Regions from separate parts of the Homo sapiens genome. Here regions 1 and 2 are each linked to region 3. A link is an interaction called in ENCODE POLR2A ChIA-PET data of the cell type or tissue named here. Cell type or tissue: A673. All regions are shown on one strand. Each heading gives the region's core, and the rest is flanking DNA. Links, peaks and the distances in the headings are about the cores only.

What was found. Peaks named below come from ENCODE experiments on the same cell type or tissue, not always from the same donor. Only the 100,000 strongest peaks of a DNase experiment are listed, where the experiment ranks them.
Region 1: POLR2A ChIA-PET joins it to region 3 with 16 read pairs; 4 of 35 experiments call an interaction of 5 or more read pairs at or near these places.
Region 2: POLR2A ChIA-PET joins it to region 3 with 21 read pairs; 4 of 35 experiments call an interaction of 5 or more read pairs at or near these places.

The regions. Positions count from the first base shown.
Region 1 is chr10:129,036,375-129,047,115 of GRCh38, reverse strand. LOC124902559 (a long non-coding RNA gene) reads left to right here and starts at 10,363. Exons shown (of 2, transcript XR_007062390.1): 1 at 10,363-10,470; 2 at 10,660-10,741. In A673, for the core only: no CTCF peak of the experiment used is centred there; DNase peaks (open chromatin) are centred at 7,525 and 10,365; H3K4me3 peaks cover 88 bases; H3K27ac peaks cover 3,808 bases.
Region 2 is chr10:129,023,822-129,034,562 of GRCh38, reverse strand. No RefSeq gene overlaps it. Among named protein-coding and RNA genes, the nearest start is that of LINC02667, 120 kb to the right of the region's middle. RefSeq lists an enhancer at 1-1,370. In A673, for the core only: CTCF peaks have their summits at 1,063 and 2,842 (motif pointing left); DNase peaks (open chromatin) are centred at 562, 1,052, 2,832, 3,832 and 3 weaker places; H3K4me3 peaks cover 3,698 bases; H3K27ac peaks cover 5,000 bases.
Region 3 is chr10:129,289,608-129,300,348 of GRCh38, reverse strand. No RefSeq gene overlaps it. Among named protein-coding and RNA genes, the nearest start is that of MGMT, 170 kb to the left of the region's middle. In A673, for the core only: no CTCF peak of the experiment used is centred there; DNase peaks (open chromatin) are centred at 5,188, 6,028 and 7,338; H3K27ac peaks cover 4,648 bases.

The DNA.
Region 1 (10,741 bases), core at 5,621-10,620, 260 kb after region 3:
AGAGAATCCAGGTAAGGAAGCTTTCTGGGCTCAGTGTTTCTTTCCTTTGTCTTCCTATTTCTCGATAGTATCATTGATGCTTTGGCATTTAGCAGCACCAAGGTGCTGAATGTGTGCACTTCACAATGCGAATATTTCTGTGACAAGAAGCATCCCAGGACATTAGACACCAAAAGTATATCAGTATCCAGGAGGAGGGCTGCTGACTCGCTGCCGGGGTTCATTTCTGTCTGCTTTCTTTGATCATCAGCGCAGTTTTGACCATCGCTGTTTTCTCAGTTTTCCCATCTTAGAGCCAAGGAAGAAAAAGTTGAAGTCACAACTTTTAATCCCAAGGAACAAGAACCAGGAGACGAGGGCTTTCCGAGGAGGGAATTAGCAAAGTATCATTTTCCTTTGGGTCTAGAATCGAGAAAAGTAAACAGGACTTGCTGCTGAAACCTGAAATCCCATCAAAGAGAATTCCCGGCGGCCGAGAGCGTTCATGAAAAACGCGGAAACTCGGACAATGAGTAGGGCGCAGAGTCAGAAATTTATAGACTTTGGCCTCTGCCGCTACATATCCTGGAAGGGGGAAAAAAAAAAAAAAGTGTTAAGAAAACAAATGCTGCTTGTGGATGTGTGGATTCCGACACTGGCCGCCTGACAAATCGGCCCTTGGCCTGACCCTCACAATATGTTTCCACAGGTAATTCCATAACTCTCTGGCCAACTTTTAAAGGCTTCCTGTTTGACAGCCAAGAGAAAGGAAGTACCCCGGCCCCGGGGAGCCGGGCGCTGCGCACCCCGGACCATCAGCATGCTTGAACCCGTATAATTTATACTCGGTTTCATCACCTCATCGCACACACATGATGAAATTCATTTCTGCTGATAACTGGGATTTTAGCCGTGCGGTTGTTGAAGTCAGTGTGATGAGATGTTCTGTTTCTGTTGTTGCTGGAATGTGCCGGGGTGGACTGTGAAACTGATGAATGACCGCCGTGGCAGATTCATAATCCAGGGTTTGGTGCAGCTGTGCAGGGAACTAATAGCTAGCAGGGACCGCGGAGGTCCCCGAGCTAATACCTGTCTCCTCCATCGCAAATTGATGGCATTAAACAAAAAAGTTGACTCTTTTCACATCCTGCCGATCTAATTGTGGTGCCCCTGCAGCCATCCCGGTATCTCGTGGCACGGAGGGCACTAAATGTCGCCTGTGGGATGGGGAGAGGAGCATCTGTCATCCGGCCCGCTGCTGTCTGGCGGTGGGGGCGGCGTGGCTAGGCACCCCTGCCCGCCGGCTGGTTGCTGCAGGACGGCCGTGCCCCATGCTGGTTCTCCTCCAGCCTGCCTCTCTGGCTTGCCTTCCTCTCTTTGCTAAGCATATGGTTTCACTTTTCTCCTTCTTCACGGGGAACCGGGACAGTTGAGGCATAAACTGCTTTTACTTGTTCCTCCCTGAAAGGTTGGATGCAAGGAGGAAGGTTCAAAAATAACATCGGTGTGATAAGTCATTAGTCATTTTTCACTGTACATATGTTAACTTGACCTACCGTATGTTAATTCATGCAACATTGGCCTCACATATGGCTACAATAGGAATCCCAACTGGTACTTCCTCCGGCACGGTGCCTCATTACAGCAACTTCCCCAGCTCCATCATTAACACTTAGGTGAAGTTCCACTTCCAAATTACTTCGTTGGCCTGGGGTCGAATGAGGGCCGAACGGGAGTGGAAAATAGAGGTTAAAGATACCCATCAGGCCTTTTCTCTCCGGCTTCTGCAGGGAGACAAGTCTGGTCCAGGGAAGCCGGAGCAGGGGGCATGGGAACCACAGTGGCTCTGGCATCATAGGGTCTGCTTGCTGGTAAGGGTTGATTTTGCATTGAGCAGAGCTAGTCGGGGGCCCTCTCAGTCTGTGTAGCCCTGTCTCAACCGCACACATGAGGAGGGACCCCAAGTCACAGTGGAGGTGGCATCCAGAGGCACGCTGGACCCCCCAAGTCACAGCAGAGACGGCCGTGTGGGGCTGCTGCCTGCCTGTGTGGGTGCCTTTTTGTGGCAATGCAGCTAGCGCCCAGGGGTAAGGGGTGGGGTGGGTAGGGAGGGCCACCCGGGGCCTGAATCCAATTCTGCTGTCGGTGAAAGGAATTGGTGAAGGCTGAGATGCTGATCCCCAAGGTCATATGGCTCCTTTCCGAAAGGCTGGGCAGTAATTCCAGCACCTGGACCCTGGTTCTGAGCAGGGCAGGGGGTCCACATATCCGACTGCCCACTGGCCTCCTGGCTCTGAACTTGGGTGCAGCTCTAAACTGGTTCCAAGGTGGGCTTTGATAGAGGCAGCCAGCATTTCATTTGAAAGTTCAGCAGGGCTCCGGCGGGCCTCAGCGCTTGCCCCCGTTCACTCAAGTGCTGGAGAGGATTGATCTCCTTTTCAATAAATGCAGGCAGGAGCCTAGCCCCGGTCCCCACCTGCTTCTGGGAGAAGGAGAGAATGCGAAGGGGTTGACTGTCCATGCCCCCCTCCCCCGCCCCCTGAAAACAGTTTAATTCCACCGTGATTGAGAAGACTCGCTTCTCAGTAGCCATACCAGGCTAAGCTTTTCATGGGATTTGGTCCTTAAAACAAAAAGCACTGAGGAGAAGATATTTGAGACTTATGGTGAAGTTACAGGAGCAAAGAAGAAACCACGCGTGAAAGGGAAAATTGATGTTCATCAACCTTCTATAAGCACCGACCTTCATGACTTCAAGCCCAACCCATTAGCCTGTAAATTCTAATTGTTATTAATTTATAGCAATTAAAAATTGTGGCTTTCTGTCAGTTTTTAATTTGACAAGCATGCACACAGTTGACGCCCAGCTCCGTGTAACATTTTAAACAGCAATGTATGAGACGGTGTCCCTTCCTTTTAGCAATTCCAACACAGGCAGAGATAAAGCTCATATTTGAACAGTAGCTTATATCAAATACGTTCATTAGGTTACATGCTTCACTTGATTAATTATATTTAAAGAAATTGCGGGCACTTTGGATCTTCTTCTTATAACATTACTGTATGCCACAGATCCCTAATTTCAAGAAGAAAAGAGGCTGAGGGCATTTTTTCAAACTCTCCCGGACAGCCGGCTCCTCTCCCTAAGGAGTTGAATGTATTCAAATGTATCTCCATCAATGAGCACAGTAATTATGAATTCAGCACTAATTAGTATATACACTACTTTCCTTGCATATTTGATTTCCACAGTGAGATGGTAATAAGGGAAATGCCCATTTTTGTCCTATCTCATAAAAATTCCACAACGTTAGAGGGGGAAGGGCAGATGGTGAAAGGAGACTGGGGATGCATTAAATATGAAAAAACTTTACAGATAATTGGTCTGGTTACTGAGGGTATAAAACAACACTCTTACCTTGCAGTTAACATTCTGCTAGCTAAATATGCCGCTTTAAGGACACACTGTTCTTATTAAAAGTAAAATCTTTAGTGTTTTTTACCATATGATCAGCTTTTTTTTTTTTTTTTTTTTAAAGGAAACGTCGTTTCCTGAAAAATAAGAAGCTAACAGGAGTTTTAGGAGTGAGTGGTATACAGAAACAGTACAACAGACTCTGTCTGGACGGGGCTGTGGGTTTGTAAGTCAAGAAAATAACAACCATGGCCTTTGCAAGCCGTTATTTAGAAGAGGGCTAGGAGATAAATAAATTTGTTAGAGCTTTATGTGCCAATCATTGATTTGAATATAAACCAAATGATGTGTTACAGATGTAACAAGGTTTGGCTGCCAAGAGCTCACAGTTAATGCACTCAACTTTTTCACAGGGAAGACTTTGGAATTAAGCGTGCTTTATGTGCACTTGTTATTGTTTTTGCTGACCTCAAGCATGTTAAAATTAGAGCCACTGCGAACAGTTCACCAGAGTTGTAAAGCCCCCGAAAGCTTGCAAGCTGTTTGCTATTTACCCAGTAAGCTGCCTGTTTATCATGAGCCTGAATGCAGGACCCATTAGGCTTATAATAAAAGAACCTTTAAAAAAAAAATCCCCAAGTCACAGCACCGAGCCAGCAGGAGATTCAGACATTTCCAGGCATGAGATACGCTGGAGCTGCTGAGAACATAAACTGTGGGAGTAGAACAAGACCACACCTCTGTGTGTGCGGTGTGCGCGCGTGTGTGTGCATGTGTGTTCGTGTGCGTGCGCGTGTGTGCGCGTGTGTGAGAGAGAGAGAGTGGAAGAGAAGGAGGGGAGGAGGGAAGGGGTGGGCGAGAGAGGAAGGGGGCTTTTTGGCTCTTTCCGCTTGTGGGTTGTGAGTGAAACAAAAGAGCTAATTTTATTCTTGGACTGAAGAATCTCTAGCGAGGCAGCCGTATACTTTTCGCTCAGGTCACCGGCCCTTCTAGGTCTGCTGGGTGTGGACTGGGGTGGAAATGAGTTCCTTAATATAAACATTTTTTATAGTAGGTCAATCTTGAGAAAGACTCCGCGAGAACAGCACCGATACCTTTACCTCCCATTTTCCCCAGCAGCTGAATGGGGGGCCTCCTGGTGTCTTTGACTCAGTGGTAAGGCGGCTGCCTGAGGAAGGAGACCCGGCCGTGGTTTGGTTCTGAGCGCCATTGTTGAGTGGCTCTCCCATCCCCATGATCGGAAAAGGCCCAGCCATGCCCAGGAGAGAGAAACAGCCTGCTTTCGAAAACTGTGGAAGGTGTTTTGAAGGAAGAAAGGTCCTAAGGTGCTCCAGTGCTTGACTTCCTTCTCCCAAATGGGCTTTCAGAGTCCAAGATCCAGAAGCCAGGAAGGAGAGAGGGAAGGGTGGATGGAGGGAGGGTACCGTGGATGGAGTAGGGAAGGGTGGATGGAGGGAGGGAAGGATGGAGGAAAGGAAGGAGGGTGTGCCATGCGGGCCTGGGGATGCGGTACCCAGGCCTGAAGGCAGGCCCACTGAGCTACCTATGCACTGATTGGTCCTTCGATTCAGTGCCCTGCATGCTACCTGCCTCCTGATTGGCCTTGACTCAGAGGCCCCAATACCCACTGCCTGATTGGTTTGAGGCAGGTCCGGAGCTCGTTGTTTACCTGTCTTGAGGGAGCTGCAGGAGCATCAGTTCCACTCCGAGAGCCACGGTGGGCTCCTGTTTCAGGAAAGGGCCAGTGGTCAATCACTGCCTTTTGTCCTTTCTTTCCCTATCGCTGTTTCTATGGTTGGATTATTGCCACTATGTTTATTAGCATTTCAATTATAATATCCTAAGTTCTTATGGGGTTTATAAGTATGCATTTGATGGACAGAAATAAATAATTTTTTAAGTTTCCATCCGGCTCTGTGGTAGTAAAATCAAGGATTAATCAAAGGCACAAAGAGGTTGAGTGACTTGTGTGAGATTAGGCACTTACTGGTGAGATTATATGGAGGTTTTTTAAAAACCATATAGGTATGCCTCCCATATATAAATGTCCCATATTTAGGAGTATCTCTAAGACACTGTGATCTTTTTCTAAGCCAACTCCAAATTAGGAAGTGTTTTAAAAAATGTTGATGACCACACACCCTAGAGGAAAAATGACCAGATACAGAAAATCCCTACTGCTTCAAAAGTTTGGTAGCCTTTTTATGGTGTAATGACACTGGCCAAATGTGATGCTCTAGCCTTACATGGCTACATACATCACTGTATCTTTTGTTTTTAAATAAAAACACATTTTAACATGTCCTATTCCCCTTCACCATGGTTTGGTTATTTATATAACACACTTACTGTTTCAGTAGTCCACTGCAAATCTGAGGTTACATGGTTAGATGGAGGGGGGACATATATAGGAGAAAATACGGAAATAACGGCATGGTAAAAATGCAATCCTTCTGTGTGTTTGTGACATGCAGATGTCATGTTACATTCCAGCAGCAAGAAAACCTCACAGGTGCTATTATGAGAGAAGAGACGGTGGCTTTTTCATAGAACTGAGAAGCTCAATCCTATTATTTTATTTACAACTTTTTCTGAACAAGTTGGTACATTTTTAGTTCTTGAATGTAATAGGTGCTCAATGGATGCACATTACATGGAGTAGAGTGAACTTGCGTGTTTGTACCTGAGATGAAACTGGTTTCTTGGATATAAAGTCTTCTCATCTTCTACAGACTCCAGGTCAGGGGAAGGAGAAAAATCCAACCAAGAATATTATTCAGTAGCTCCAGACTTGGCTTCCTGGATGTGCTTTTACTCTGGAGTGACACAGTTGATTATCATTTCCTTTCTCTTTTCCCTGTCTTTTCTTCCTCTCTTTTTTCTTTCCCTTCTTTTCTTTTCTCCACATTATATGTGCCAGACACTGTGTCAGGTGCTGAAGATAAAAGGTGAAATAAAACTCAGGCTTTGTCTTACCAGTGGAGTGGGGGACCCTAAGGGCATACATGTAGACACACATGTAGGCTATAGTATGATACCTGCAATAACTAGAACATGCAAGAAGTTATGTTTAGATGAAAATGTTGTACAAGGAGAGAAGGATTAACTCTGGCTATGGTTGGATCATGGAAGGCTTCATAGAGGAGGAGAAGCTGGGTAGGGTTTTGAAGCATGAAGAGGAGTTTGACAGGTCAAAAAGATGGGAGCAACATTCGAAACAGTGGGCCTGGAGCAGTTTGTTTTGCTCAGGCCTCTATAAGCAGCATGGCAAGGCTAGCTAGTGTATCCATTGTTGGTGGGAGGAGGAAAGAGAGCACAGACAGGCAAGCCTTAAGAGTCAAGCAGAGATACACTGAGCAGGCCCTTCTATGTCAGGTTAAGGATCTTGGAAGTTTTCCTGGAGAGCAGCAATAGGGAGCCATGGCAGGGCTGTCAGCAGGAGAGTGCTGTGCTCAGATTTGCATTTTAGAGAGACTCCCCCTGGCAGCAGTTTGGAGGCTCTGCTGCAGTTGTCCTTGCTTTATGTCTCGTTGGGTCACCCTCCTGGGATCCTGAGTGGTGGAGCCCACACTGCATCCTGTCAGCAATGTGAGCGGGCAGCTGTGACAACATCTGCACCAAGCATGCGGATGGCATTTGGCGCCGAGGAAGAACGGAGAGCAGGGATTGAAATGCAACCAATAATGGGTTTTTTAAACATTTGTTTTATTCTCGCTCTAAATGCGTGCCCTCTCTTAACCCCTCAGATGAAATTCATTGTGTCCAAGTCCACTAACATTGGAGAATGTTTTTTTTTTTTTTTTTTTTTTTTTTTTTTTTGGCAAAGAATGTGTCAAGGAGAAGGAGAGGAAACTGTTCAAAGCTGCCCTTTCCTGGCTTGCTGGGCAGGTGGTTGTTCAGTGTCCTGATTGCTCAGAGGGGTATTTCTGGAGCTGTTGTCTATGGGAGGGAAAAGAGCTTGACTTTTAAACACGGAGCGCTGCAGGTGGGGAGATACTTCTTGCATTGTGTTTAGACCGTTTTCTTAATCTAAACATTATGCCAAGAACCCTTTCTAGGGAAGGGAAACTTAGGCACCAGCGTGATCTTACTTATAAATAGCCAAGATCTGCTCTGCAAGGAAAAAAATACCAACCCATGCACTCTTGCAGCCAGCAGGAGCTTTGAAGGATGCTGTCAACCCGTCTTACTTACACCCCTTCCCTAGTCATTGTAGAGAGAAACAATGCCATCTTCCCGAAAGGAAATAGGCAATAAAAAACTCCTGCAGGACTTCCTATTCAGACTTTTCCCATTCATACCCGAAAGGGGCAAGCCACTCTCCCACCACCCAAGCCCACCACCAGTTGGATATTTCAGCCACAGTCGGGGGTTTCAGATGCTTCAAGATGTGGCTTTTCCTGAGTAGGTGTGGAAACTGTTTTTTCAGTTCAACAAAGCTTTTTTTTCTTTTTCCTTTTTTCTTCTTTTCCCCCAAATTGCCTTTTTGTTTCACATATCTTACAAAGCCTCTGACAAAGTGTACGCAATCTAAGATAATAAAATGACAAATGTTTTTTATAAAGTGCCCCACAGGCTTACATTTTTTCTGATTGTAATTTTTAAATTCATAGGCGGATCTGTTATTTTCTTTTTCTCCTCCTCTTTTTTAAAACAAATATTATGCTTTATGGTGGCACAATCTTGCTGCTTTACAGTATCGATAAATGCAGGTACACCTGCACTATAAAATCCACTTTACATGAAGCAGGCCATTCCTGTTTTATGGCCCATTTTTCACCCATTGTTCTAGAGTCATGTCATAGGTGTGTTGTAATGTGCTCGGGAGGTGGACGCCTCCAAGATCAGTTTAACAAAATGGTCTAATTTTGCCAACTTTAGTGCCAAAATCTGGATTGAAAAATGCAGGAGTAATATCCCAGTAGACACACGATATGATGTCACTTCCCTGAAAATGGCCAAGATAAACATCTATTTCCAGATCACTTGCACTTACAACATGAATTCTGCCTCTTTTTCAATCCCCAAATTACGGTTCCTGTTTTCTAACAATTTTAATGTTAACCTGGTTGACATCTGACCTTTCCTGACTTTTTCTCAGACTCAGAGATTTTATTACATTACTGGTGGAGGAGGCAAAATTCCATTCCAAATATAATGACACTTTTGGAGCCTGAAAACCTGCAAACTTTTAAAAATGATGTGAGGCAGACTGAATAGTCCTCCTGACTGAAGCATATACACAAATGTGCAATTGAGAATCCCAAGACCTGGCCAGACAGAGCTCTGCAATGTGATGCTTGTTGATTTGATGCTCCTTTGCCGTGAAGGAAGCTTAATGCTTTGTTTCTTTCTCTTTAAATGGACAGGTAGAGTCAGTTTGCATCAGTGTGAATGCATGTAATTAGTACAAGGAATTCTTTTCTCAGTAAATCAACAAGTGTTTATGGAGTGTCTATTACATTCAGCAAAGCTCTCTGGGGATATAAAATATATAGACCTGCTGCTCATAGACAAAATAATTTTAGCATCTACTATGTGCCAAGCTCCTTGTGTACATTATTCTCTCCACATGAAACTTCTGCAGAGTTGACACCTTAGTACCCATTCTACAAATGGGGAAACTGAGGACTAGCTGCGATCACCTGTGCAGTTGTTGCAGCTGCCAGGGTTACCCACTCTCTTTTGTCGGGTGCTTACTGTGTGCTGCACAATGGGCTGAGCTCTGTCTACTGTCTTGTAGCACCCTGTGAGGTAGATTGTATTACTCACCCATTTTACAGAAGAGGTAGGTGACAGCGGGAGAGGCCAAGTGACTTGGCAGCAGGTGCTAGCATTAAGATTCACAGTAGACTGAGCACGGTGGCTCACGCCTATAATCCCAGCACTTTGGGAGGCCTAGGCAGGTGAATCACGAGGTCAAGAGTTGGAGGCCGAGGCAGGCGAATCGCGAGGTCAAGAGTTCGAGACCAGCCTTGCTAACATGGTGAAACCCCGTCTCTACTAAAAATAAAAAAAAAAAAAATTAGCTGGGCATAGTGGTGGGCACCTGTAATCCCAGCTACTCAGGAGGCTGAGGCAGGAGGATCGCTTGAACCTGGCAGGTGGAGGTTGCAGTGAGCCGAGATCGTGCCATTGCACTTCAGCCCAGGCAACAGAGTGAGACTCCGTCTCAAAAAAAAAAAGAAAAAAAAAAGATTCACGGTAGAGACTCTATTGGTTGGTCTGGGCCATCCTAGGCCATTGCCAGACTACTGAGTGTTCCCCTAGAGCACACGCTAGAAAGAGGAGACCCAGACATGAGATGCCCACATATGTGTTTACTTCTGGGAAGACAACGTGCAAGACAGAGCTGAGTTCTGTGGAAGCAACGCCAAGTGTTACAAGAGTTCAGGGAAACAGAAATGTTGCTGAGGGCTGGAAGTGCTGGGGCAGGTGGGTCTGAGAGAGGACCCTGAGCAGAAGTGGGGTTGCATCCCAGAAAAGGTGAGGTGTGATGCTGCCCCTTCTTCTTGCTCTGTGGTTTCTTTTCCTGGTTTCATTTACCTCATCACTACTCTGCCAGACCGGTTTGATCACCTGAGTATCTGTGTCACTGCTGGGTGATCCATGTGTGGTCAGATCCGTGTGCCCTGAGCGTCCTGACCTGCTCCTACTTCCCACCACTACTGCCATACACACGTTCCACATCCATGCCTATTCCATCCCTACCTCTCTCTTTCTATATATATATATATATATACACACACACACACACACACACTTGTGTATATACACACATACATAATGTAAGAAAATATTCCATGCATATAAATATTATCTACATGTAAAATAAATATAATAGAGATAGTTAACTTTAGGCTCACACGTCTCCCAAGCAAACCACAAGCTTATGAGTGCAGGACTCTTACGTGTTTCCTTCCGCAGAGCCCTGCACACTGTAGGGGCTGGGGCGTGACTTGGCGAGTACAGCAAGTCTGGCTAGAGTTTCTCAAGGGTGTGCCCATGGGGATTAGTGGAAAGAGCTCTGTGCTTGGGTTGGGTGGTTTGCCCACTCCACCTTTTATTCTCCTTGGGTAAGTGGCTTGGGACCTCATTTGCCCTTTCCAATGGGATAGCAACATGTTTCTTTTTGGAAGCTACTGTGAAAGATGATGATCTGGGAGGGACTTGGGACACAGGCTTATTTGTTACACAGATGCCACCGGCCTTGCATCTCTCTTGTGAGCTCAGAAGTTGCTTGACATCACTGCCTTTTTCATCAGGTGGTTCATAGGAAGAGGCCAAGAGAGAGAGAAGGATGCTGTATTTATGGGAAAAGGCTACCAGAATTTCCATCCGAGGTTG
Region 2 (10,741 bases), core at 233-5,232, 260 kb after region 3:
AAGAGAAATAGAGTGGAATCGCTCCCTTTCTGCTCTCACCAGCTGGTAGATATAAATTATATATTAAACTGTATTTGCAATGGATCACTGCAAGTGACAAGTAGTTTTCCGAAGGCTTTGTCATTGCAATGGAGTGTGCGCCTTTCGTACAGTGGTTAATATGAGTCCTTATTCATATTGTCCAAGTCTTCAAAAACATAATTCAGAAAAATGGGCAGCACTTAATAGAGCTAATCTCTTGTTCTGATTCAGCCTTCAAGATCAGCAGCCTGTAAATAAGTAAAAAAAAGGGCCTAAACGGATTTAGCGCTGTTAATCTTTCCATAGTGGGGATATCTAGCTCTTTAGTCTGCAGTCTTTGTTGACAGAAGTGGCTTCTATTGTGCCAGCTCCAGTGGCTCAGAAGCCGGTTCCTTTTGAAGGGACTGCTATCGGCCCTCTGCACGCGCGCCACCCTCGCCCTGCACCGGCAAGATAGGCTGGCCACAGCGGTGGAGGGAGAGATTGGTTTGTGTGTCACCCACAGCATATGCTGAATTCAGCTCCTGTAAGTGGTGCGGGGTGAATAGTAAGCGATGACAATGGCTTGTGCTACATGCTCTATGCCTCCTCTTGCTCTTATTTGACTTTGCCTGCTTCACTGATTTTATTATGACAGCCTGAATACTGAGGAGGGAATTAAACTGTTAAGCAGGCATCAGAGGCTGTCTAATGTTTAATGCAAGAGTCGGAGCATGTAAGAACTGATAATGAATACAAACAGGGCGACATCTTATTTGCTGTGTTTTTATTAGGATGACTTGAGAGCTTGACATCCATTGCTATCACTTTTCTCTTCTGTTTTTTCAGTTTTCGGGGGTTAAAATTTCTAGCACTGGTGACAAACGTGCCTAAATGTGATGTGAATTAAAGGCGGCTCTAGGAGATTGTAATACTTGGAAATCATCACCTATAATAATTATGTATAGATAGGAGGTAGTCATGGCTGTTAAAAGGTCACCCAGTGAGATGTAATTGCCTTTTTCATACTCCACTACATTTACTAGGACAGAAGCGCGACCCTGCTGGCAAGCGCAGTAAATATGCCATCTTGAGAATGTAATGATACATGCCAGCACTCTCTGGCTCTTGCTGACTGCCCAATTCCTGCGATGGGCTGGAAAGAAAATGGGCTGAAAATGTAAAAATAAAGTAATGACCACATGGTAAGAATGCGAAAATTAAAAATAAAATCTTCAATTAAATATCGTACCCCCCCCCCCCACCATGTCATAAAGACAGAAAGGTGCCTTATGCCATAATGACTTAAGAGGTGATTCCTAAAGGTCTTTTCTGTAGTTCTTCTTAAATAAAGAAACGGCAGCTGGAGTGGAGCGACGGCAGCCCGGCCGCAGCAGAGCCAGCCGCTCTCCGGGTTCGCAGCCGAAATTTCCAATGCCCTCGGTGACTCTTTAGAGAGCGGGAGTAAATGCCAAGTTGCCCACTTTGAAGGGACATGAATGCAGCTGGGAGACATCAGATTCCGTTCCACAGAAAGAAGCAGAAAATGTGGCGAGACTGTTTTGTCTTCCTGATTACACTGAGAGTGTATTGGGGCAGTCAGGAAAACAGACATATCCCTGGATATCCATATGCAGGCTAAGTCGCTCTTTTTTTTCTTATACGTGGCTTTGTTCCCAAGTACAGCAGAGGTGAGGGGTGGGGCGGGGGTGGGACCGGCAGGGCAGCACGGGAGAGAAGTGGCTTCCAAGAGCTTCCCTGGAAAACCTGCCATGCACCCAGCAAGGGAAAGGCTGGGGCTGTGGAGCAGCACATTGAGAAGACAAGAAAAGTCTGTTATTAAACATTCCCAGTAAATCACCGTTTGCACTGCAAACGCGTCCAATGCATGGTGGAAGGAGAAGCAGAGTCAGGAATTCTGTAGCGTGGAATGAGGGTAGCATTGACTTCGCAATCACGCCCTGCACTTCTATAGAACTGGATCAAGCAAAGTCTTCGTGGCGTGTGGACCCCAAGCTGAGTGAGATCATAGGAGCCCTCCTCTGTGTAGACACCAGAATATTTTCAAACTTACTATATCATTGTAGTTATCATGGAAATGGGTTTTAAATTACCGCCTTTTAACGGTGAACCCAGCTAACAGGAAACTTAGAAATCCAGCTGCCTAAGTCAACTGCTAAATTTTTAAAAAGTGAAATACAATATGTAATACGGTTCCCCCCGCACCCCAGCATCTTAAACATCCCTCTCCTTTAAAAATCTCCGGAGTGCTAGGCTATACTAGTTATTACCAATTGAATTTTCAATAGCCAACTTTCCAAGCCCTAACTTTGACAAATTTTATTTCACATTTGTCAAAGGAAATAAAGCTGACAGCATTACAGGGACTGTGTACTAAAAGTAGTATCTCAATTCCAGCAGTCTGTCCAACCTTTTCTTCCCTAGGGGAGCATTAAATCTGGACCCAATTCACAGCTTTGTTTGAACACTATATTTTGCCTTTTCTTTGCACCTTTGATATTTATTTCAGTGTTAAATCTATTCTTCCCTTCATCTATTACCCTGTTTTATTTCTGTTTTTGAGAACCTATATTTTTGCTAATAAATATTCACTGCACCATTTCATCCTGTACTTAATATGCCCAGTGCATGTTTTCTGTGCTAACTTCGCAACAGATTGAGTGGACATTCCACCGTTGCAGCATAGTCATAAAATTCAGGAACTTATAAAACCTACCTTTCCTCTTCCACCATCGCTTTGCTACAGTATATTTTCCGCCCTCTCCTCCCCGCTACTGGCTGTGGCCGCCCTGAGCAGAGCCACAGCTCCCCCCCGTGGCCTCCTGGGGGGATGGCTTCCCGGCCACACCGGAGACTCCCACCTCAGCCTCCTTCCTGAGTTTCCCATTCTGTCCTGGCTACTGCATTTCCGTCTGACCACATTTCAAACCCGGTTTGCAGGCCCCACTTCAAGTGCTGGGAGGTAGGTACAAAAGAAAGCAGCTGGGAAAAAATAATGTCTTCCAAACATAAGCCGACATATGTGTTGGCACTCATGTAGACAATTGGTGATATAGGGCTTGCACTCCCTTTTTTTCTGTCACCCTGCATCTCACACGCACACACAATACCTGTGTTTCTTGAGGGTAGAGATACGGGAGCCGGCACGGAGCTCAGTGCCGTGCAAACCCAGATTCGTAGGTGTGCTCTAGGGTCACCTTTAGGTTGCTTCAGGAAAATCCCCATGCAAGGTTCTTGCCAGATTTGGGGAAATGCTTAGTTTAATGGAAACACTGTTCACTTGGAGTAAGGTAGAATTATAGCCAACTTAAAACAAAAAAAAGCTTAACATATGACAGCGACTCAGCTGGAACCCTGGAACACAGACTGCACGCATCTCTGATCTTCCGCATCACATTAAGTAACAAAGACCAGAGGACTTCAGATATGTACTAGATAGACTGTGTTTGATCACAGTAAAATGCTTCGCCCCATTCCGGACTATGGATTGCCTCATTGATTTTTCTTCTCCCCTCCTTCCTGAAAGAAGGGACTCTTTTAAGTATGTCTGATTCTTTTAATTAGATCATTACTGCTACTGTAATGTTTACTCCAGTATAATCTCTTATGAATAGCATGGGGCTTTTTAACAGTAGATGTTACGCTGCCCCTGGTATCATTTGGGAAAATACACGCAAATAGTTAAGTCTGAATAATAAATATGGCTGCTTTCATACACGCTCGCGTGCGCACACACATGCACATACACAAATTCTTTGAAATCACTTTTGAAAAATACCAGCGTTTCTTGCGACTTAGGAAATGAGCTGCAGTCAGAGCGGGCACATCCGCCGTATTATGCATGTAAATGCATGCCGTCCATGGAGAAACTGGGTGTCGAGTGTCTGTCTGCGTTCGCAAACACAAGAAAGTTTCCACTGCAGTCATCTGAAAGATTTGAAAAGAACGACTTGAATCTGACCCCGATCTAGCTAGCAGGATCACCTAGAATTCTGTTTCTCTTGCCAAGGGTCTTACTTTCTTTTCCTTCCTTTTTTCTTTTCTTCCTTTTCCTGCTACCATGAGTCTATCTATCCATTCTCCCTTCTTGTGTTTTTCATTATGCGTTCTTAACCTCAGTTTGATGATCTGGACCATCTACGGGTTTGGCCGTGGTCAACTGGCTGCCCAGCGACGTAGCTGGGGCGCTTTGTGGATGTGCAGAGAGCACATCGGGAACTGTTCCCGCAGGCTGGGTCTCCCTGCATGTAAGTGCAACTTAAGGCTGTGGACCTGTGCGTGGGAGCAGCTGCACATATAAAAAAAAATCGTGGTCACTGATTTCAAAAGAATAACCATTAAAGAAAGTAAATATATTAAATGATAATTTCCAAAGACAATAATTAGTATAATAGATCTCTTCAAATATCAATGTTTATGATGTGAGTAATGGTGAAAAGCACCGTTTATTTGTTTCTAATGAAAGACAGAATAATTTTATTCAGGAAACTTAAGCACTTAGGTTCAGGCAACTGGGCAGGTCTGAAAGAGACCGTTCTTAGTGTGTGTAATGTAACTTCTATGGCACTGCCTCTTAAAGTATGTTAAATAATAAATAACTTATTAAAACATGTTCAATGTAATAATGCCCTTTTTCATGAATTGTTGTAAAAGAGAGATTAGAAAAGTAGAGGAAGCAGTCTTCAGGGGAAAATAACGGGAATTTCTAGCAGTAGAGTTGTGTAATGGTTCTATATTTTTAAAATGTGCCTGTACTCCATTCATAGTCATTTAAGTGCTTAAATAAGCACAATAAATGTAAATAATTTACTGCTTTGCAAACAGAAAATTGGGCAGAAAAGTAATTTTGAATAGCAAGTTGGCTTGCAATCTTCGATGATTTGGGACCCTGTAAAATGCAACTGACACGGCTGTTCATTAAACCGCTGCTATTGAGCCTTCTTTACATTCATTAGCGATTAATTCAGACAGATATTTAACTTAATAAGGTAAGCAAATAAACAAAAAATCACTTTCGGCGCCTTAAGGTTTTTAGACCTCTAATTGCTTTTGTGCCCTAATTATCAAGATTAACACCTTATACTGTTCTCACTCCGTTTCACTGTGCAAAAAGAAAAAAAAAAAAAAGAATGCCACCAGAGCATTTTGACATCTTTTAAGTAGAAAGTGGCAAAGGGTTAAGGATTTTCCCTTCTAAGACAAAATGACCACCCACCACAACCAGAGACTCTGGCGAAGTTGTGCGTGGATTTTTAAAAACATTAGCTGAACAGAGAGCCACACACGTCTGTGCTGAGAGAATAGAGCTTGCATGGAATTCTAAGCCAAGAGACGCTTCTGTCTTGCAGATAAATCAGACTTCCAGAAGGAGTGGTGGACTGCGTTTCGACTCTGCTCATCACGTCTCCGGCTATATTTTTGTTGCAGCATTAATCAAAGATTTGCTGTGTGGCTGTTATATTTAAAAGTTTACATTAACTTAAGGTCATGTGTAGTTGTCAGCACTTTGTAATTAGCGACAAACTACTTACAGGTCCTTGAATATTTACTGTAATAATATTATTCATAATAGAGTCATTCAGTATTCATGTGGATATAATATGTAATTCCATTGTAATTTAGCATTAATTAATGTCCACTTATTGCAGCATATTATAGTATATGAAACAATTTCTGATAAGAAACACCAGTGTAATTTAAGGATGAATCTGACATAATTTGAATAATGATATACATTGCTTCATGTCTGGATGCTTCTGTCCCCACCCCCATCTCCCTGCATGCGTGTGAGCCCGGAGGACCCTTGGAAATACCACATACACACGCATGCACTCCCCCACACACCCCTTGTGTGTGGAGCTGCGTAGGTATTTGTAAAGACACTCTGGTGTGTCTGGAATCCCTTTCTAGATCTTACTTAGGTCCGAATGTTGAAGTTTGCTACCATCAGAGCTTTCTGTTGCCACCGCAACACCTGCGCAAATTGCTGATTCAGTAGCTCTCCTAAAAAAGACCATCCTAAGACAGCTGCCCTTTCATATAGAGGCAACTATTCTTAAGTGACCATTACAACAGGACTTAAAAACTAAAAGCAAATGTCCGTGTATCTATTTATCCATCCGTCTCTCCTTCCTTTCTTTATCAATTAATGGATCAATTGATAGAGATATTTTTATATATCTTTTTGCCTACTGACCTATTGAGAAACAAAGTTAAAACTGACCATTCTGAACAGGAGCATCTAGGAAGCTAAGTGATGAGAGGTGCTAGGTTAGAATCGGCTGGCCGCTTTGAGACACTGGCTGTCTGCAGTGCTCCTGAAATAACTCTCCAGCCTTCAGGTTGCTAATTGCTGTTTGCTGGTCTTATAAGAAGTCCTGAAGCTCCAGCACCATTCTCACTTGAACTTGATAGCATATTTCACTCATTCTTGTAGCATTAGGGGATTTAAAACCTCCTTTTCCTTTAATTCTTTTCTTTCTTTAATGGGTGACTGGATAAATTCAGTGGTGGATTTTTGTGACATTAAAACAGCAGATAAGTCTATGATGCACTCTCGCTGTGTGGTTTAAAAATCCCTCACCATATGTTTCCTCACTGGAATGCCTCGTCTTGCAAAATTACAGAAACCGAAGCTTAAAAACACAATTAGGTAGTTTAAAATGAAGTATTAAAGAAATACCACATATATTCAGATGGCTGCAATGTTTTCTTCCCCTCTCCTTTTTTTGGTTTTGTTTTGTTCTTGGAGTATTCAAAAAGCCTCTACTGTGTTTGATTTTTACACTAATCATGCCCCATATTTTTTGGATTATGTTATATAGGCTGTGGTTAAATTATAAATGAAGGAGTGAACTACAGACTTCTTGTCATAACAGCAGATTTTATGTTGTTACAGAAAATGCAAAAAAAAAAAAAAAAAAAAAAAGGTTTTGCGATGAAGGGTCCCCTCGCTTATTTTGTGCTGCTTAACGTATATAGGCAGACAAGCAAAGCAATTTGTAGAAATGTTTTTCACAGTATTTTGAAAATTACAGCACCCTCTCCATCCTCTGAGGGGAAAATGAAGGAAAACTAAATACACAATGCATAAATATAGCTGTATCCTAAGAGCTTATGAAACACGCGCGTGCGCACACACACACACACACACACACACACGAGAGCCTAATTCAAGTTCAATTTCTTACCAAGTTATAAGCCCAATCAACTACTTCATGTGGTGGTGACCTAAAAACCATCTTTCATAATTCTAAGTTCTGTCTTCTTCAGTTGTTCAGAAAGAAGGAAAAGGCAACAAAAAGCCGGCATGACCAGAGAATTTACAAAGGAATCAAATAGCAGCTTGTAATTTCTATACATTTTTTTTTGTTTTTCCATTACACTTATTTCAAATTCACTGTACATGAAAACCTAGTAAAGTATTTTATAGACATCTTGCATCGCAGTGCTCAAAGCACTTGACTGAACGGCCACTTTATGTCCTGATCCTAGAGGGCTGGAGTTTTAAGATATAATTTATACTCAGCAAATTGATGAAATATTTAGTTTACAGGCTGTGGCGTTTTAGGTCCATTGTAACCGCATCACTTAAAAGACCTTGCTATGGAGCAGGCACGAAGAATAATTTTCTGCATGAAATCTACTGCCATGCTTAACCATTTTGTTAATTTGTCCCCGAACTTTTGCCAACTGGAACGGGGGTAAGAGGTCAGGGAAGCCTGAGGAACCAGAAAGGATTCTCTCTTTGTATGAAGTGATTCACTGGGCGCTTTTCTAATGGAAGTCGCGATGTCGCAGAATCTACTGGCGTCGTTCACATGCTTTCCATAAAGAGCAGATCCTATGCAAAAAATCACTAGCTTAGCTTCTGCCCTTCATTTGGAGATAAGTGGATTCTTGAATGTCTGAAAGAATATTTGATGTGGAACTTAAAACAATGCTGGAAAAATATCTTTGCCTTAATTGCCTTTCATTCTGCAGTGATGTGAGCCACTTTGCCAAGGAAGCGGGTACTGTGGGAACACAACCAGTGGCCCCCTTTGTGCCGAGTGCCGGTGGGCTCGGCTGTTTTGCTCCCCTTTAACCAGCCTTAAGGACTCTGGTTTGTTTTCTTCTTCTTTTTTTTTAATTTTTAATTTTTTATTTTTTTGGCTTTATTGGATGAACTGCCTTCCTGAGATAACAAATCTTCTTTTGCAGCACTTGGCGGAGTTTGGTTAGGGGCTACCTCTGAGCAACGTGAACTTGGCCTTGCTGGTGTCTTACACTAATACCTTCGCTCCTGTTAGGAATCAGGGTACTTGGGAAACAGCCTGGAGCCATACAGCTGATTATTTCACCAAATTTGCATCTTTTCAACAGTAAGGGGGATGACTTCCACAAATGCTCCCAGGCTCCACATAGATGTTAAGTGGTTGTTTCTAGTTCCTTCCCTCTCCCTCTCTGAAGACTCACTTCCCATCCCACCCACTCCCAGCCCTGTGCTGAGCCTGCTGGTGCCGTAGGCTTGCTCAGGCCTGGCAGCCTGTCCTCAACAGCCTGTCCCCGAGGCCAGCAGCAGGCGCATTGGGCTGGATGTCCGAGCGGGGTGCTTCTGGGAAGCCCAGGCACTGAGGCTGAGCTGCTTCCCCTGGCCCTAAACCTCCGTGGCAGGAAGGTGAGCCATCCAAGTATTGAGCACTACGTCGCTGCACACACTGGCCTGCGGGTATTCCCACCATGGGATGTCTGCCTCCTGCAGCAAGTAGATCCGGCAGAGAAGTAGGGCTTGAAGAGGGAGGGGGCGGGGGTTGGAGGCTGGCGCAGGCCTGGGGCTGGCAGTCTCTGGAGGGCCCTAGTGGGGGAGGGAGCCCAGCCCTCAGAGAGGGGTCCCACCCAGGAGATTTCCCCAAGGGTCAGGCGTCTGCTCCTGACTTGTAGCTGGAACAAAGAGGGTGGGCTGTTAAAGAATAAATATTTTTTTACTGTGGTGTTGATTAAAGATAGGATAAAGTTTTGTGTTCTGAAAATGTACCTGATGTTTGCACTCATGTTCTGATGGCCTTTTGCCAGCCCCTGGCTGGTCAGTCTGGCCATGTGGCTCAGCCATGACTGCATGGCCATCCAGTGGGTCCTGGCGACCCCTGGGTGGGCTTTGCAGGAGAGAGTGTCCTGGCTGGCCAGCTCTACTTTCTAGGACCTGGCAGACTAGAAAAATGAAGTGTCCACAAGTAGCCCCTGGCCTCTCCAAGGTCCCCGTGCCTCTTCCTCACCCGAGGAAGCCTTCCCTGGCAGATCCGAGCAGAGCCAAGGACAGCCCTGCCTCCGCTCCTCCAGGTCCTTCCAGCTTCTCTAGAAGCTTGCACGGCCAGGGGCCCGCTGTGGCATCTGGTGGCTTTGCAAGGTGAGATGATGGTTGGAACTACCTGGGCTTCTCCAGCAGACGGTTTCTGGCTCTAGGATGACCATCACTGGAGCCTTGTAAGTAACCCCTGGACCTGGCCTTTGTTCTGCCAGCCGGGGGACTCTTTCTGAGAGCATCGTTCATAGGAGGCTCACATTTAGGTGTGCAGATGTGAACTTGCACGTCCCCTTCGCGCTGTGGAAAGCTACAGGAAGTTCTTCACAAGCCTTGCCTGGAAAAGTGCAGTGTTTATTGACCTAAACCATTGCACTTGAGTTTTTGTTTTCCCTTTAAAATAATACCTCAGTGGGTAAATCCCTCAGCTCTGTAATGGTTTAAAAGCCATGGTATTCTTAGTTTTTCTGGATAGCTGATTTATAACAAAATCCATTTTCTCAAAATATAACTTTTTCTGTTTTTAGTACATGCAAGTATCTATACTTTAATTTTTAAATCTGCTAAATAAAATTGGAATTATTTCCCTTTTCCTTGTCCATTGAAGTCCAAACCAAACATAGCAGCCAACCTACTCAAAAGAATTTACAAACAGAAAAACTGAATCAAACTTTTCCAAATTTCATGTTTGTTTTGTCATGATAGAACTAACAGGCTTAACTGTATCTTTCATTATAGAAAAACCCTGAAATGAAGGAAGGAGTCTAATCCTTTTTTTTCTGGAAGGCACTTCTTGACTTCTGTACTTTATCTCATCATCATGACAAGGAGAAGAATGAGATGAAAGATTATAATGAGACCCATTTCCTTGTTGAAACAACAGAGGGATAAAGTGAGGAGGAACCGGGAAGACGGAAGAGTCTCACGGAGCTGGTGAGGCCAGAATGAGGAGCGTGGGAGGAGTGTCTCCCAGGTCCAAAGGCAAGGATTCTGCACCCCAAAAAAACACAGCGTGATCACCACAGCAGCCATGGCTCTGTGGGATTCTTACATTTTCCTGATCTTGCCATATAGTTTGTTAGTCATTACAAAGTTATTTCTTTCCTTAGCTGTGAATGGGAAGTGATTGCGGATGATCTTCAACTTTCATCAGGAACGGTAAGAAAACAAAAAACAAAAGCAAAGCCCCTGGCTGCCCGGCAGGCCCTCCCTGGGGCCTCTGCTGCCTGCTTCCCACCTGCCTTTGGTGGAGTCCACAACCATCGCCTTCGATCACCTTGAACGAAATATTATGCACAAAATTTAATAGCTTCAGGACAGGTCCTTTCATATACGCCTTGAAATTCTTCTTTCATTTTCTGCATCAGTATATTTCCTTAAAAGCCATGTCGGCAGAAACAAACTGAAATATGAAAACACACACACACACACACACACACA
Region 3 (10,741 bases), core at 3,696-8,695:
CTACAGGTTAAGTGGGGGAGAACTGATATCTGAACAATATTGAGTTTGCCAATCCTTAAACATGGTATATCTTTCTGTTGATTTAGGTCTTTTTTGCATCTATTTATGTACAATCTACCTATTGTCTATCCTATAATATACCCATCTAATCCTTGTCAAAAACTACACATTTACACCATTACATCCCATTTAATTCAACATCACAGAGTTCTTCGTTTTTTCCATTTCCACATTTGTAACTTTCTTCTCCAGCCCTGGGAGAGCTCTGGCTTTTGTTACCCTTAACATGTTTCTTCATTTGCTCAAGCCCTATGACCCAGCAGGCCTCTCATCCCTGCCACTATGGCCTCCCCTGCATGGGTCCCCTCTTTAGCCTGCCTGCGCTCCTCTAATTTTCAGACATTCCCTGCAGGACCCGCTGCTCCCTGCTATAGGGGCCTTCCTTTCTCTACCTGCCAGTGCAGGAGTAAATTGTTCAGGGAGGTGGGGGGAGCAGAGGCTGAAGCACATGCTTTGATTTTTGAATGTTAAAAACCCATGCATTCTTGTCATAAACTCTGCTTGGGCTTCATGCCTTTTCCTTTTGACATTTTGCTGGATTATTTGTGCTGGGGTTTTGTTTGGCATTTTCATGTCTGTGCTCATAGGCCGGTAATTTTCCTGTTATAATTTATTTCCTTGTTAGATTTTGGCATCATGGTTAAAATGATCTCATAAGATGAGTGGTGAAGTATTTTATCTCTTTTAGCCTCTCGAAAAGTTTCTGTAAGATTGGTATCATTTTACCAAACAATATTTAAAATAATTCATGAATGAAACCATCTGTGTGTAGAGAGTTTTTGATGGGTGAGTTGTGGAGAATTTAAATTACAAATGAAATTCCTTTAATAATTATGGGATTGTTTACATTTTTATTTCTTCTTTTATCAGTTTTCTAAGTTGTGCTTTTGTAGGGGTTTTTCTATTTCATAATTTCCAAGTTAATATGCATAAAATTATAATATCCTCTAATTTTTTAATATCTGTAGGTTTTGTGGTGATATTCCATTTTGAAGTCTCCATATTGAAAATCTCTGCTTTCCTCTTTCCTCTCTTTTCTGAAATATTCCTTTTAATGTGCTGTCAATTTATGTAATTTTTTTAAAAAGAACTACTTTTGGTTTTAAATTTTTTTCTTTTGCTCATTTGTTTTACATTTTGAAAAGTTTTTCTTAATTCCTTTTCTTTTGCTTGAGTTTAATTTATGTTTTTTTCTAACTTTGTAATTTGGATATTTCAATCATTTATTTTAAACCTCTTTATCTCCTAATGTAAGCATTTAAGGGTATTAATTTCCCTCTATACAATGCTTTAGTTGCATCCCATAAATTATGTTCTGTTGCATTTTTGCTATCGGTCAATATAAAATATTTTCTAATATCCATTATAATTTGTTCTTTGCCCCATGACTTATTTAGAAGTGTATTGATGAAATTCCAAATGTTTTGAGGATTTTCTAGTTAGATTATTTTGTTATTTATTTCTAGGTTGTTTCTTTCACAGTCAGAGAATATATGCTAATTAATTCAGTCTCTGTAACATTGTGAACGTTGTTGAGACTTCCTTTATGTTCCAGGATATGGCCAATCACTTACCCTCTTATATTTATCTCCTCTCTTGGAACATTAGTTATTGAATATTGGATCTTTATTCTCTTTTGCTTAAACCTATAGTTTTCTCTCTAATTCTTTTGGCAATCTTCATCCTTTTCCTCTGTTTCTTATATAGTTTCTCTAATTTATCCTCCATGATATTGATTGAATATTATGCATTTTTTACAGCTTTTAAAGTACATAGAAATTGGGCTACTGAATTATTAATTAATATTACTTTATTACCCTATCTAGCTCCTTTTCCATTTCTCTATGCTCCTTTCATTCTTAGCCTGTTGTCTCATCTTATTTATATTTGCATATTAAAAACATGGATGGTTTTACCATACTCACTTTTCATATACAGTTTACCCGTAAACAACATGGATTTGAACTGTGTGGGTCCTATTATATGTGGATTTTTTTCTATCTCTGCTGTCCCTGAGACACAAGACCTATCCCTCCTCCTCCTCCCCCTCCTCAGCCTATTCAATGTGAAGACAATGATGATGAAGGCCTTTATAGTAATCCTTGTACCAATGTACCTGGTGCTCTTATTGGAAAACAAAATCTTTCTCAGAGCCTCCTCCCCATCCCTGCAGGAAACTTCCTCCTACATCTCCCGGCCAGTATAAGTAAGCCACTTAAAGAATAGTAAATATATTTTCCCTTCCTTATGCTTTTCTTAATAACATTTTCTTTTCTATAGCTTACTTTATTGTAAGACTACAGTATACAATACAGGATAAAATCAACTGTTTATGTTATTGGCAGGGCTTCTGGTCAATAGTGGACAGGTTTTTGGAAAGTCGAAAGCTACAGGGGATTTTGACTGTGTGGGTGTCGGCGCCTCGAGCCTCCGCATCGTTCAAGTGTCAACTGTACTCTATCCTGCATTCAAAGAAACAGCAACCTCTTGGTCATTTAGAACTATCTGCAAATACAGAATATATATGAAAGTGCTACAGATAGGAAAGCACTATGTAATTTTCAGATACTGTTATTAGTAATAATGGTGCTCTGCCACAAATACTTCTCTTGAAAACCTGCAGAATCATGGGAAACTAGCAAAGACACGAAAGCTACAGTGATAGATTGCCCAAGATTTTCTCAGAGGCACAAGTGTGTCTTATAATAGTTCATATTTTTATACATATTTGGAATTTAAACAGAGAAACAGGGAGGACTTGGGAACTTCAGGCTTAAAAATATAGGTCCTGCTTGTTGGATCTCAGCAAGTAGTGCTAGCTCACTCCTGGAGCGAAGCGTAGGTCTATGTTTCTTCTGAAGGAAGCCAGGCTTTTCCTCTTTGTTATTGTACTTTCATGGAGAAATGACTGACAATTACATAGCTAATGAATGGATGGCCAGTTATAGGCTGTAGCCACTAAGATGTCATTGTTTCTGAACAGTAGATGCTCACTCATGCTCCAAAAGTAGCATTCATGTCAGTTAGGCATGCCTAACAGTGATTTCAGCAAGAAAGACGATCTCACAACCAGGGGGTGCTGAAGGAGGGGGTTCCACATTTGCTGTGTTAGCCCAGTGATGCTTTCTTCTGCTCTCCAGTCTCAGCGCATTGCCTTCTTGACATTACTTAATGATGTTGTGGTTATTGGGTGGCTGCTGCACAGGGAGGGAGCCGTCCCAGCAATGTACCTGGTGCTCTTATTGGAAAACAAAATCTTTCTCAGAGCCTCCTCCCCATCCCTGCAGGAAACTTCCTCCTACATCTCCCGGCCAGCTGGGCCACACAGACACACCTGGTTGCAAGGGGGAAGTCAGTTGTTGGCTTGACAGCTGTGTTCATTAGGGCACTACACTAATGGCAGTAAGCTCCTGCTTTCTATGACTGGCTGGGACACTTCCTTGTCCGGGTAATCAGCAGGACATGGTCTACCTCATCGTGTCATCTAATGAAAAGTCGAAGCTCTCATCTTTAGCCAAAATCTACCTTCTTGAAAATGCATGCATCAGGTACATTGTGCTCCAGGTGATGGGGAGGGTTCTGCCCTGGGTGCCCGAGGTGTTCCTCCAGAGCTTGCCCTGTACACCCTCTGTTGTAGCTCCTGAGGGGCAGAGCCCAGCCAGCCTCAGGCTAGGGCACTGCGGAGTCTGTGCTCTCAACCATCACTCTGCAGTGCCTTGCAGGTAAGAGTGGAGGTGGAGAAGAAAGGAATGTGGGCTGTGCTACCACCAGCCACCACCTTCCCCCAGGGGATGGTGACTGCAAGGACGCTGAGCAGGAATCAGTGGGATTTGGGGGCTCAACATTTGAACCCTGGTAGATATGTCAGGAGAACCTTTTCCACTGAGAGCATTTCAAACATTGAATTGCCTTCCTCTTATTTCAGTATACTGTATTATAGAAAACTCTCCTTTCTGCTTTCCCCTCAAATTTTCTCATTTTTTTCTTTTAAAATATCATGTCAATTATTATGTTACAAACAAAATTAGGTTGCAAATAAGTAACTAAGAGCCCTAATCATACCGTGTGCAATTGTCTTTCTGCCTTTTTCCATATATTATCAAAAATTCTCTTTTTAAGTCTGTGTTTTATATTTTCTCAATTAGTTTTACTTCAGTGAAATTATGTTAATTAGTAAGATTACAAACAAAATTAGGTTGTAAACGAATGGACAAGAGTCCTTGTCATATCCTGTTCATGGTTGGTGGAGAAGGATGGGATGAAGATTTGCCATTTCTTTTTTCTTTCTTTTTTTTTTTTTTTTTGAAACAGAGTCTCACTCTCTTGCCCAGGATGGAGTACAGTGGTACGATCTCAGCTCACTGCAACCTCCTCCTCCCAGGTTCAAGTGATTCTCCTGCCTCAGCCTCCAGAGTAGCTGGGATTATAGGTGCATGCCACTGCACCCAGCTAATTTTTGCATTTTTGGTAGTCAGAGTTTCACCATGTTGGCCAGGCTGGTCTTGAACTCCTGACCTCAGGTGATCCACCCACCTCGGCCTCTGCTGGGATTACAGGCATGAGCCACAGTGCCCGGTTGAGCTCTACCATTTCTTACCTGTGTCTGTGTTCCCAGCATCAAATTCTAGCCTGCTCATGGTGGCTTCCCAGTAAATATGTTCAGCTGCTTCTGTGGCTGGGCAGGTTGATAAAAATTAGCACTAGCACCGGCACTGCTATTGTCCCTGAATTCATTCTCTAGGCTTCCTAGAAGTAGGAACTACTGAAAGGAACCACATGCAGTATGGCGAACTTGTGTTATTCGCTTAAACAAGAACTGTCATGGAGGCAAACGTTCTTTATTCTCAGAATGAAATACCTAGGTTTAGCTTGGTACTTCACTGAATGTTTTAGCACAGGGTTCTAACACATTTTTGAGTTCAGGAATTGGTGAGAAGAGTTAGGTAAAGAAGGACCTAAACTTTTTGCTTCCCAATATGTGCAGTTAAATCAGCAGCCATGGCACTGGACAAATTCCAGCGGAAGGGCTCCTCGTGAGGACAGAGGCTTCTGATGAGGGAGTGACATCGTGGGATTCCCAGCCATCCATCTAAAGTCATAGCTGAGTGCTGAATGTGAAGCTTTATTGCTTGGCCAGTGACCAGTGATTGTTGCATATACAGAGGGAAAGTTGAGATGTGATGATGTGACACCTCCCAGAATGAATGGACTGAGATGCCCTGAGGCTAACCCTGGTTAAGATGGGAGCCCTTAGGTTTCTCTGGCCCATTCCCTAGTTGCCTATTTTAACTCTTTCTCTCTGGTACCTTTCTCTCAATCAGTTGTTCAAATGAAGATTTTGCTCAATTCATTGTCTTAAAATACTGAAAAGCTTTAAAATATAACATCTTTCCAATGTGATTTATTGTAGTGGAAGATAGAGTAAAAGACTTCACATTTTTTGGGAGTCAAAGGAGTGACTATCTAATGCTGGAATCTCAGGTGGGTAAAGTAGACATTTGGGGTTCATTATTCAATTTCAAACAGAAAGATGTTTAGTTCACTCAGAAACATCCCTTAAAAAAAAAAAGCCTGAGCTAAGTACTTTCTTGCATGAAATATGGATATAGTTATCTTATCAGTGGTCCAGGTCCTTATTCTGGTGCCCAAGAGTCTGGGCCCCTGAGCTGCTGCAATGCTAGTTGCCCTGGGGAGAGTAATTTCTAGTGGTTGTCTTAGCTTGCATGTGAGCTAAGCTTGGAACGAACTCTCTTTTTCAGAAAAAGACACTGGATTCCAATATGAATGTCATATTTCCAGTCCAACTAGATCCTGTGAGAAACCATACTTTTTCCCTCAGGTATTCCTCAGGAATAAGTGCAGTGCTTGGCAAAGAGCAGATGCTAAAACCTCTGTATCCCACCCCTGGATATTATAATTAACACTTATTCTGACAGTTCTCTTTTTCCCTTGTCTTGTTATTAAAGGAACAACTCTGGTTGTATTGTCTTCATTTCCTTCCTTCCTTCCTTCCTTCCTTCCTTCCTTCCTTCCTTCCTTCCTTCCACTCACTCATTTGTTCAATTCATTAATATGTTTGTGACCAGATTGGTCCTGGGGCTAATGCTCAGGTTTGCTTTTTACTGATTGTTCATGCTTTGGTAATAATAGCTATTAAGAATCCTAGCTACCTTTAAAGCAATAATTATGTTCAAGGCAGTGAGTTAAGTACTAAGCTTGTTTTTTTATTTGTAAATGAAGATACCAATAACTACTTCACGGGATAAAATAAAATGATATATGTCAAGTGCTTGGCACAGAACTTGATACATGGAAAGCATTTAATAAAAAGTAGTCATTACCTTGACAAAGATCTAGTGTGCCCTTGGCCAGGTACCATACTAGGAACCACCGCAAAACAGAACTGTCAGTAGTTGACCTGTATCAGGGGTTCTGAATTGGAAGAATCAAGTCCTCTATGTCCAGTACTACTGAAATCTTGTTCAGAAACATGTTAAGAAGCTCTGATGCACTAGGCTTTTCCTAAGCTGTTGGCAGGGAGTTACCCAGACCCCACTTTGAGATGAGAAATATAATTGAACTTAGTATTTGGCTGTGGCCACTGTAGGGATTTCTAAGGTATTGAGAAGTTGGTCTATCTAGAACACTGATACTTTCTTTTTTCTTTCAGCTTCATTGAAGAATAATTGATAAATAACAATTGTGTACATTTAAGGTGTACAAGCAGATGTTTTGATATATTTAATATGTACACATTGTGAAATAATCACGACCATCAAGCTAATTAACATATCCATCACCTCACATAGTTACAATATTTTTCAATGATGAGAACATTTAAGATCTACCGTCTCAGCAAATGTCAAGTATATAACACAGTATTGCTGACTATAGTTCTCATGAGTCCATTAAATCTCCATAACTTATTCATCCTATAAATGAAAGTTTGTGCTCTTGACCAACATCTCTGCATTTCCCCCACCCCCGACCTGTCTTGTAACCAACCACCCTTCTACTCTCTATTTCTATGAGTTCGGTTTTTTAGGTTCCACAAATAGGTGAGATCATATGGCATTTGTCTTTCTGTGTCTGGTTTATTTCACTTAATCTAATGTCCTCTAGGCTCATCCGTGTTGTTGCAAAAGGCAGGATTTCCCACTTTTCAAGGCTTAGCAATATCCCATTGTGTGTATACACATCACATTTTCCTTATCTATTCATCTCTCAACTGACATTTAGGTTGTTTCTGTATCTTGGCTATTGTGAATGACGCTGCAATGAACATGGGAGTGTGGATATGCCAACGGGGTGCTGATTTCACTTCCTTTGGGTATATGCCCAGAAGAGGGATTGCCGGGTCATATGGTTTTTTGAGGAAACTCTGCACTGTTTTCTCTTACGGCTGTACTAGTCTACATCCCCACCAATGGTGTGCAAAGGCAGCCTTCACTCTATATCCTTGCCAACACTTGTTATGTTTCAGCTCTTTGAGAATAGTCATTTTAACAGGTGAGAGACAATATCTCTGATACTTTCTTAATTTGGTATGAGATAAAGGAAACACTGAAACCCATGTGATGGGCGCCATTTTGGGACAGTGGAGGGCAAGTTCTTACCTGGCATTACTATGTTCAAGGCTCCTCTGCCTTCTGATCATGCCCTTGCTTTTCTCAGTGCTTATTACTAATGCTTTCTTGTTGAGTGGAATCTGAGATGGACTCCTCTATGATCGGTCTTCAAGCTCACACCAGATAGTGAGCATAATACCCAACAGAAGGATGGTTTCAGCCCTTACCCCCCTTCCTTCCTTCCCCTTCTTGTATTTCCCAGTATCTACTGTTCCCATGACAGATAAATTCATACTCTAAACTTCAGCATCATGCAATATACCTATGTAACGAACCTGCACATGCACCCCTGATTCTAAAATAAAAGTTGAAAAGGAAAGAATAAAAAGCAAACCTAAATGTTCATCAATACCACGAATAAGTGGCTAAAGAAAATGTGGTATATCTGCACAATAGAATGCTATTCAGCCTTAAAAGAGAATGAAATCCTGTCATTTGGGACAACATGGATAAACCTGGAGGACATTATGTTAGGTGAAATAAGCCAGTCACAGAAGGACAAATACTGCATGATTTTACTTATATGCAGAGCATAAAAAAGTTGAACTCTTAGAAGCAGACAGTAGAATGGTGATTACCTGGGGGCGGGGGCTGGGGGTGTTGGGAAACTGTTGGTCAAAGACCACAAAATCAATTAGACAGGAGGAATAAATTTAAGAGATCTATTGTACATCATTATGACTACATTTAATAATCTATTGTTTATTTAAAAATTACTGAGAGTAGGTTTTATGTGTTCTAATCACAAAAATATAAGTATGTGAGATAATGCATATGTTAAATAGCTTAATTTAGCCATTCCACAATGTATGCATATATCAAAATACAAATACATTTTGTATACCATAAATATATACAATATTTACTTGTCACTTAAAATAAATTAATAAAAGATTAGGAAGAAAAAACACAAAATCACACCAAATAATAAACAAAGGTGGGAAGAAAATTCTAAGATGTTTATGAAATAAAGGGTGACTAAATCAATGATGCTCAGAATATTTTTGTCACTATCTTCCATTATCTTGTCATTATATTGTTTTGTCATTATCTTCCATTATCTTGCATGATTGCTCTGGTCTGTAGATTCTGAATGGCCTGGCATGCTTCTGAATTATGTGGGAATACCATGATGCTTTTGTAGACTGATGTAGTCATATGTTTGGTTTCCACCAGTCCCCATCTGTGGTCTGACTTTCTGCAGCGATGTTTCTGCTAAATAGCAACATCATGATTAAGGACATGTCCTCTGGAGCCATCTGGCTGTGCGGCCTCCAGCTGCGTGACTTTAGGAAGGTTGTGTGGCTTCTATGTGCTCCATTTGTCTCATCTGTAAAATGGGGACAATAAGAGTCTCTGTCTCATAGGCTTTATGGAAATGAAATCATTAATATTTATAAGGAAGCTAAAGATAGTGTTCGAGAAATACAACGCAAGCCCAACTTTCACATGAACACCCCCATGGGCAAACCCCTGCTTTCTTGAAAGAGGACATCTTTCAGGCCAGAAATTTCTCTTTGCTACTCAACAGAATGGTCTTTCCTTTTATTTCTTCCCATTGGCCCTGGCTCTATCCTAAGAGGCCACAGATCAAATGTAGTTGGTCTTCCCTATGCCAACCCTTCATTTGTATAAAGATGAAATGAATATGAAGCTAGTTACTTCTCTTGGAACTGTCTGGGTCACCTTCTGAAATTCCTTCAGTTCTTGTCTGTCTCAAAGTGCAGTGCCTGGATGGCATCCTCGTTTATAGGAGCAGAGCCAAGTGCAGCCTCCCACATCCCACCCTTTGGAATTCCTTAATGGATCCTTACAGGACTTTGCAGCAATATATAGTTTTTGTTTTTGTTTTTGCACTTCAGTGGGATTTACATTTAATTTTATCATCTGTCTCATTGGGTGCTCTCTTTCTTTAGATTTAAAAGGCCTGTGAGCAATTGGGACAAGGCAAATATTTTACCATCAAATAATTCAAGATTTTTTCTCACACCTAACACTTGTGAGATGACTTATCACTTAAATCCTGAGAGTCATCATCAGATTTTCCCTTTGTCCTCTATTCCAATCTCAAATATTACATACTGATAAAAAAATCCAAAGTATTATTAAAAATAGTTTAAATTGCTTAAGTTTATCATTCTTAACTTCTTTAATAGTTACACACATATATATTTATAATTATTTTATGTACATATGTATATATAATTATATCTCATTTATATAAGTATATAATTACCATGTATGTTCACATATAAAATAATTACATACTTATAACTGATTACTGAAATAAAGTACAAATTACATTATTTATGTTAAGGTATAGTTCAGCTTGTCTGTCATGAGCTTCTTGATGAAGAAGTAGATAGACACATCTCTCTCCGGTCCTGTCTTGCTAGTGTCATGGGTCCTTTCCTCCTGTTCCATGTTACTGCTTCCATCCTCCTTAGGGTCCTCATTAATTCCTTCCTAATAGTTGTCAGCTCACATGCCCCCTCTTTCATGACTCTGTCCCCTGTGGTCCAGATGGAATTAATCTCTCTGGGCTTTGAATTTGATACTTTGTGTGCCTATTATATTAGGTTTCTTCTTCTGCTTTGTTGTAGTTATTGCCATCTGTTCCCCCAAGTTGGGTGGTAAGATTCTTGGAGGTGGGAACAATGTCTCCTTGTTCTGTTGGGTCCCCACCTTGTCACCCCAGCACCTGGCACCATGCCTGCTCAGTGAAGGAAAAGTTGAAGAGCCCAGCCCCTCCCTTCAGGTGTCAGTGGAGCTTCATTGATAGGCCACCTGAGCCACTCAGAAGTCAACTGACCTGCACCTTGCAGAGTTCACAAGTAGCAGGGAATTAAAGGTTTATCATTTACCTTCTACTTGTACATCTTAGGATAATTTTCCAATATCAAGACTTTTTGACCTCCAGATATCCTGGTTGCTGCCATACAGACCTACTGCTTGTGTACCTGGTAAAAGAGTGTGATGTGTCCTGGTGTTGAACTTCTCATCCACAATAATTCACTAAGACACAATGACACAATCACTCATGGACCCAATGC